Regions from separate parts of the Homo sapiens genome. Here region 2 is linked to region 1. A link is a contact called in ENCODE Hi-C or POLR2A ChIA-PET data. All regions are on one chromosome and are shown on one strand. The core of a region is the stretch at or near the end of the contact, and the rest is flanking DNA. Distances in the headings are between cores, read along the strand shown. Region 1 overlaps MRTFB (myocardin related transcription factor B). Region 2 overlaps MRTFB (myocardin related transcription factor B).

The links. Hi-C counts contacts between places; a loop is a spot of excess contacts on that map. ChIA-PET counts read pairs that join two places held with the same protein, here RNA polymerase II (POLR2A). Pooled maps may share reads with other maps.
Region 2: a map of natural killer cell shows a loop between it and region 1 (4-fold over the local background). The contact joins two enhancer-like sites. A Hi-C loop is called at or near these places in 7 of 168 maps with a recorded cell type or tissue (HepG2, IMR-90, PC-3 and 4 more) and 1 of 50 pooled maps. POLR2A ChIA-PET finds 5 or more read pairs at or near these places in 1 of 52 experiments (WTC11).

The regions. Positions count from the first base shown.
Region 1 is chr16:14,179,572-14,183,699 of GRCh38, forward strand. All of the region lies in intron 3 of MRTFB (myocardin related transcription factor B), which reads left to right. Among named protein-coding and RNA genes, the nearest start is that of TRT-CGT2-1, 100 kb to the right of the region's middle. Within about 2 kb of position 1,985, at least 2 of the 41 ENCODE cell types and tissues checked have a DNase peak (open chromatin) inside an H3K27ac peak, as active enhancers do.
Region 2 is chr16:14,238,476-14,242,482 of GRCh38, forward strand. It overlaps MRTFB (myocardin related transcription factor B), which reads left to right. Exons shown (of 17, transcript NM_001308142.2): 10 at 1,762-2,009. Among named protein-coding and RNA genes, the nearest start is that of TRT-CGT2-1, 45 kb to the right of the region's middle. Within about 2 kb of position 1,981, at least 2 of the 41 ENCODE cell types and tissues checked have a DNase peak (open chromatin) inside an H3K27ac peak, as active enhancers do.

The DNA.
Region 1 (4,128 bases), core at 735-3,234:
CTGAGACTCTGTGATTGACTGCTTGACTAAAATTAGTCATTTGTGGGCAGGGGATAAGCAAGGGGCAATGGCAGAATATCAAGACATTGAAATTCTTTAGTGGTTGAAATAGTTTATCCTAGACTTAACGATAACTAAGGAAGAGAATGCAGGTAAGGCATGAACTAGTAGTCTGGGGAGTGGTCAGAGGACTAGACTGAAGTCGATGAATAGAAAGCAGTGCTAGTCAGCGTGGTCCATATGCTGTACCATCCTACAGGCTTTTCCTTACCATTCTCCTGTGAGGTAACTTGAGAAATCAGGAGTGTTTAGAAACTTTAACGGCAGCACGACACCGGTGAGACGCTCAAGTGCATGATTAGTGGACTCCTCTTGTTGAACAGAGTGCAGATTAGTCTGGTTATTGCCAAACTAATGTGACCCTACTAGCAGTGCATGGTGGGACCACATATTGGTCTACAGCGATTGGAAGTTTTAAAATATTTCTCTTAACCACAGATAATTACAGAAGCACCGGTATAAAGAACATTCTAATAAGAGTAAAAGAATGGAAAAGAGGAGAAAGTGGCAGTCAGAAATAGTTAAAAGCTCTAGACCATATTCCTTAAGAGACAGAGATTGTGTCACACACACACCTAACATGTCCCCAGTGCATAGAATGATCTTAGTAAATGCACATTGGCCTTCAGTGAGTTACATTAATGATGTCTAGACATATTTGTATCAATAAGGTGATGAAATGACATTAAAAGTCTTTCAAATATCCATAGCTAGGGAAGTTATCTCAGAATTTGAGGAAGACTGATCATATCATCTGAGGAAAGTTCTTTGTTGTAAATCTTGTAGTCAGTTGTATTTATATAAGTAACTATAAAGCTTAGAAATGGAGACAGGACTTGAATGACTTTTTCTAAGTTGATGAAAGTGTGTTCTGTCATTTCTTGATTACTCATGCTAATGATTGGAGCAGGAAGAGACAAATGGCCCCAGTCTCTTACACAAGTGTAGTCAGAACACTTGTGTTGCAGGCTGCCGCTGTCATGTGAATGGCTGCCTGAGGAGGAGCCACGCAAGCTGTCCTCTGCCTGTGCTGCCATTCCCTTGTCCCACACAGCACTCTCCCTCAGTCCGAGCACAGGCCTGTCATGGGACCATGCATGGGGAAATTCCAACCCTGAAAAGCCTTCTTTGCCTTTCATGTCCTCAGAGAGGGTGAAGCAAACCTGGAGGGGAGGGAGGTGCTGAATGTGCTGGTGTGCCGGTCTGTTCCAGGGTGGGGGACAACAAGCACAGATGACAAACCAGTGATCAGACTGTTTGGCCCTGTTGTGGTGTTCAATTCTGCTGCAGTGCTTAACTGTGAAACATGGATGATTTCCTTCAAAATCTTATTACCCTAGAAAGGTCAGAAAAATGTATCCTTCCTTATGAAACAGCGGTTTTCATAGGGGCTAATTTGTTAATCTGTTTACATCTGAAGTACTGTATGTTCAGTATATATTTTTAAAGTGATAAAGTGAAGGACTTTTTCAATATATATTTTAAAAGTGATAACCATAAAGAACTTTAAAGACATGCTATCTGATTTAAGAGATAGCACTCTTTAAGTGTTCTTTGTTTAAATAAAAAAAAATTTTTTTTTAATTAACCGTTGGGATTTACCATAACCATTTAGTAACAGTCTAAAGGTATAGTATTTTACGGTGGTGTTTATAATGTTAAAAGCGAGAAAAATATGGATCAAATATGTATTTTACTAAAAATATGGTAGCATTAGGAAAAAAATTTACGTGTACCCTAGACTGAAATTTTCCTTCCTAAATACATCCAATCTCATTATCTGTGTAGATTTTGTAATACTCTGACTCAGCCTGTGTGAAGGAAGTTGCAAAGCTTACTATTATTCACTTGAGTGAATAGCTACTGAGGATCTATTAGCAAGTACTGAGACATAGAAGATGAAGAGAAAAGGTCATCTTTACTCAATCTTTATGTCAAGAATGCTACCAGAAAAGTATGCCTCAATATTTACCCATCTCTTTGCATTTGTTACTAATTATTTTATTCATTACTCTTGAATGTTTTTACATTGTGAAACATTGCCCAGTTGGAAATATTACGAGGTTTTTTTCATAGTGAAGTATAGTATCATCACAGCAATATTCTTTTTATCAGTAGTTTTATAAGCATATATTAACTCTGCCAAGTTTTTGTGTAAGTCCCTTGAGCTGCATTTGTTTGTATTCTGATTCCCTGAAGACTTTCTTGGATTGTTCCTAGTCTCTAAGCCATACAGTTTTTCTCACACTTATTAAATATCTGCCTGGGGTGGTGGGAAAATGGACTTGATTTATGGTCATCTCTTTCATACTAAAAGAGCTCTTTTCAGTGTGCATACACACAAACACCATGGAAGCAGATTTATCATAGCAGAAGTGACTTTCATCACATATTATTTGAAGTTAAATGTTACTCGTGACATTAGAGCCAAATGACAGTGAAGATGATGTACCACATATAGTAGAGGAACAAGGGCAAACCTACTGGAAAGCAATTCAGGTGACAGTGGTGGGGGTTTCTCCTACTGAGGGATACTGCAGGTCTCCTCCATCTCTCCCTAATTCATTCCAAAAGGCATTGTGTGGAGCTGAGCTAGGCAGCTGCCCCGTGGGAGAGGGGGAGGCAGGCCAGTGTAGAGTGAAGAGGCTTCTGCACAGTTTTAGCCACAGCAGTGGCAGTGGTGATGTATACAGGGTGTCCATGAGTGGAGTGGCAGAAGCTATGGGAGACAGGTTTCTCCCTGTAGGAGAAGGGGCCACAAATACAGAAAAAAATGAGAGCGAACCTGTGGCACTGGAATGGAATTGGAGGCATTGGGATGAACTCATGGTTTTCAATACATATAAATAAATACAGACATACGTACTTAAATATAGATGTATATTTACATCCATTCATATATAGAGATATAAATGTTATGTAGATGTGTGTGTATACATCCACACACATATAAACTCAGACATGTTCCTCAGCTCTGTCTGCAGAGAAGGCCTGGGAACAGTGACACCCTTGCAGCAGTGAGCATACCTAGCATTCAGACCTTGGGTTCTAAACAAAGCAGGGAAAAAGTACAACATGAGTCTGGGACATCTTGTGCCGGGAAGTAAGAAGGTAATAAACTGCTCAAAGAATGATAGAATCATGACAATAAGAAACTGGGAGTTCACACTAGCCAAATCTGGGACAATTTGGGCATTAAAATAAATAATGAAAGTCACAGATTATAAGCTATTGCATGAAATAGGAGACTGTAAGTAGGTAACATAAACCATGTAAAGAGAATTTTTTTTTCTTATAGTAGGATGTGCCACTAATAAATGTAGAAGGAATGATGGAGTTTTCAAATTCACCATTTGGCAGCCATCATAGTGATAAATAATTTAGCCAAACACACCAATGGATTGTTCTCAAAGCACCTTCCCACAGAATAATTATATACAAAAAGAATAATTTCGCCATGGAGAAATCTGGCCAGTACCAAGGTGTCAAAATATACATCATCAGTTTTGAGACAATTAATATACTTGAATTTGTGTATTACCTGATAGGATGCAAAGATTGCATCATTATTTCTGGGGTATTCCTGTTGAAAATGTATCACCAGAACCTAATCCTAAGGACAGAACAGACAGACTCAAATTGAGGATAATACTATAAAATAACTGGCCTGTAATCATCAAAATTCAAGGAAAGATAAGTGAAGAAAGACTGAGAGAATGTTAGAGATGGACAAAAACTAAAGAGACTTAATAATTCAAGAACTCAATGTCATATGTGATCCTGGTTTGGATCCTTTTACTATACAGGATATTGTTGGGACAATTGGTGGAACTTGAATGCAGATATATCAATGTTAACTTGTTTCCTCTTTTTATGTGTTTGTTTTTTTTCTTATCAATGTTAATTTGATATATCTATACCGACTAAGCAGTCATCAATATCATCTTGATATTGATTATTATATTTTGGTTCTGTAGGAGAATATCCTTGTTTGTAGGAATTACACACCTGAACACTTAGGGTAAAGAAGTATCATGTTAGAACCTATTCAGAGATGATTCTGGGGGA
Region 2 (4,007 bases), core at 731-3,230, 59 kb after region 1:
GACAAAATACGTGGTGGGTATCAGAGATTGGGATGCTGGGAAGCGAGGGAGGTTCAAATAATTACAAGATCTAGGCTATCATCACACAGTGACTGGCTGAGAGAGGAGATGAGATACCTGGAAGCAATGAAGTCGAGGAACTAAGAGACCAGAATGTTAGAAGGATTGTACATGTGGATATTAAAATCATCAAGAACAGTCACTAAAGTTATGTTGAAGAAAGTAAAGAGCATTGGGATTGTCATATGTGTCGTAGAAGTCAGTAAAGAACTAGGAGGCCAGGTCCTGATGCTCAAGTCTGAAAGCATGAGATGAGATTAACAACCAATCATTTCCAATACATAATTACTTTTTATAAATTCTTATTTACCAGTGTTTAAAAATAGGCTCCTAGTTAATTGGATTATATTATGTCCAGTAGTATGCCGGTAAATGTTTAATAACTGGCTGGGCTCAGAGGGCAGATTATAGCCTTTGCCAATTCCCATGGTGTAAATATTCCCACAGTGGCCAGTTTCAGGCTACCGGTGTGATATTGCTGAATGCACAATTGGGAGAAACAGCACACGTTTGGTTCTCATGAGTAAGAGCTGGCTCCAGCACCCCGCTGGCTATGTCCGTAAACTGTTATGTAAAAATGGCCATAAAAATCTTGTTGCAGAATCATTCTTTTATACCAGGGATTTAAGAATTCATGACATGTCAGATGAAGAGAGAAAGGCACATTTCTAATAAGCATATATGGTATCATCCCAATTATATTAAAACATATCCAAAGGAAGGATATAAACAAGAATGTTAATAGTCACATTCTATGAATGTTAGAATAGCCTAACATTAGAAATGAGACTATTCCTAACCTGCAGAATGCAGTGAGTTTTGTTTTATTCTTCTTTGGTTGCAGTGTCCTAATTCTTTGGATATGAATATAGATAATGTGATCATATCAATAGCTCCATTTAATTGAGTACTTCTCAAAGTCTTTGTATTAAGTTGGGTATGTTCCCTACAGAAGCTTAGCAATACTTTCGTATATTTTCTTTTTTGTTTGTTTGGATGGGTTTTTTTCAGATGACGCTATCTTAGAATCTGAATACTGAAAAGTATAAAGTGATCTGATAACTTAAAAACTGAGAAGACAACAAGACCTCAGGAAAACATCATCTGATTCCTAATCTTGAGATGAGGGATACATGGTCTCACATCCCAGTTTCAAAGGAAAAATGTAGTATTTGAAAAATTTTCAAATTCATGTTCATATCATTCAGTATTTGTTTTTGTATTATATTGCTTAAAGATAGTTTATATTGTTTTCTTCTCATTGGAAGCATTTTTTCATTTTTACATATTCTCCACAGAATTTTTAGGTATTACATGGTTTTGGTGAAGTATACTTAACCTTTTCCCATTGTATATTTAGCATGCAGCTTGTTTTTTACTAGGAGATTGTATGTGTAAGCACTTGGTAGTGTGTTCACACGGGAGACCCAAGGTCAGCGTGCATTGAGTTTGAACAGCTCATGCTGAGCATCTTGCCCATACCCTGAGGGAACAGTGCAGCAGGAGAAAATTTATTGGTCAAAGTTAATATGCAAACGTTTTCATGGCTTTTGAAACGAATTTAGCATATTGCTTTCCAAAGTGGCTGTACCCGTATCTAAGGTACATTTCTTTTTAATTTCAAATCATTTAGTCACGCAGTACAAAAGATTTTATGTGGTGACATCTCTTTAAATGTTATTTTCTTTTTCTCAAAAATAGCAAAGCCATCCCAAGAATCCAAATGACAAACACCGTAGCAAAAAGTGCAAAGATCCCAAACCACGGGTAAAGAAGTTAAAGTACCACCAATACATTCCACCAGATCAGAAGGGTGAGAAGAATGAGCCGCAGATGGACTCTAACTACGCCCGCCTGCTCCAGCAGCAGCAGCTGTTCCTGCAACTGCAGATCCTGAGTCAGCAGAAGCAGCACTACAACTACCAGACCATCCTGCCTGCACCATTCAAGTACGGCGGGGCCCATGCTATCCTCAACGCGGGGTTTTCTGTGGTTTTTTATGAGGAACTATAAGTTACCAAAAGTTGAATGTTGTCATTTATTTGTGCTCAGTAATGATTTTCATTTCTTTGTTATCAGAGCTTATCACACAGTGTCTGAAGTCCACATGGTGAGAGTGGCCTGCATTCCATTCCAGTTTCTGTCCTCCAAAATAGGTTCTGAATTTTTACAAGTTAGAAATGCCTTTTCACAATTATTCATCCAGATTTGCCTATTATTAGAACACCAAAATAGTACTAGATGCTCTGAGAAAAGCGTAAGTAGTATAATACCTGGCATAAACAGCTAAAAGAAGAGAAGGATGGGCATGAAAGCTGGAGTGGTCAAAGGAAAGCCTGGTGGAAAAGACAGGATCTTTGTATATAGAAGGCTCGAGAAGGGCCTTTCCAGGCACAGGGGAATGCTGTGAGCACTAGTACAGAGGAAGGAATAGAGTAAGTAGTGCCTCTTCATTGGAAGGTGAGAAAAATTGCCTAAACAAAGAATCTGATTAATTTTTAAGTAAAAAGTGGAAGACAAAAATCGAGTACAGCCAATGTCTAAGGGGACTTGAAGCTGGGCAGAAGACCTTACTCAACACAGCAGATAGACAACGGAGTGCTTCAGAGCAGGCTGCTGACGCAGTGAGGCCAAAATATAAGAAAAAACAGCTGGATGCTGGTGTTGAAGGGACGTCTGGAGACAATGAAGAGCTCTGGCAGCAGAGTGAGTGTTTCAGAAGACAGTTAAAGGCCTTGGTGACGAACAACTGCGGAGAAGGAAGGTGTTTTCAAAGTTTGAACCCAACTGTGGGGGACGGAAGGGAGTGAATTCTGACAATTTCTGAAACTGAATTCACAGCAAGACATCAATGGCTAATTTTAATTACGTAATAAAGAAAATTTCTGGATATACATTCCCAATATGCTTTTTCTGGGAAACAGAGATAAAAATGCAAAGATCTTGTCTTCATTTTCCTCACTTTTCATGAAAAAGAAATATTTGCATTTAACTCTAGAAAGAGATGCAAAAGCTCATTATAATGAAAAATTATTAGCCATGATCAGGTTATTCAACTTATGATTATACGACCTGTAGAAACTTCTGCTTTCTACATGTCGCGTAAGCATTCCCTCATAGGTAGCCCCTCTTTTCCCTCTTAAGATTCAAATATCTTGAGGAAGATTAAACCTATTAGTAATTCAGACCTGATTGTGAAGTACTTAAATCTAAAACATCAGGGCATGGAGATGAAGAGAGAAAGAACTTTGTATCCAGTTACTATTTTAAGAGCAGGCAGGCCCGAGTGAGCTATTGACATTGGAAGGGAATCAGGGGATACCAAAGAGAATTGGAAGAGAATCACAGACAAGCTGCTGCTACTTTGCAGCTTTGTCCAGGCCTTAGGGAGGCCTCCTCCACTGCCATCCTCCTTTGGCATTGGGCACCAATAATAATAATAATAATAATAATAATAATAATAATAATAATAATAATGGTAATGATGTCTCACAGTTACTACTTACAATGCGTTGTGCTTAAAACCGTGCATCATCCTCATCCTCGCCTCAAGTCTAGGAGGAATTGCTGTTATTGACCCCATTCCCAGATGAGGACGCTGTTATAAAAAAAAATCCTTTGGGATTTTCACCTTATCTTTGAAACAGTCTTTTCTGTAATGAAAGAATTTGGCTGTGCGACTGGCTTTGTAGATAGGAAGAATCCATCAGAGGTGTGGGCTTGCTGAACTGTTACCAGTTCTTTGTCTTTCCATTAAGGCTTCAATTCCCCTCTCCTCCTCAGACATTCAGCACCTCTACAATAACCAAGCTCACCCAAGAATAGTATCATACAAAAAGACCCAGGATATTAGAAGGAGAAAGAACACTTATTTTTGTGTATTATTTAACCACAAAAAGAATATAAGTCCTGTTCAATTTCCAGATCCTAAAAATGGAGGCCTTGTT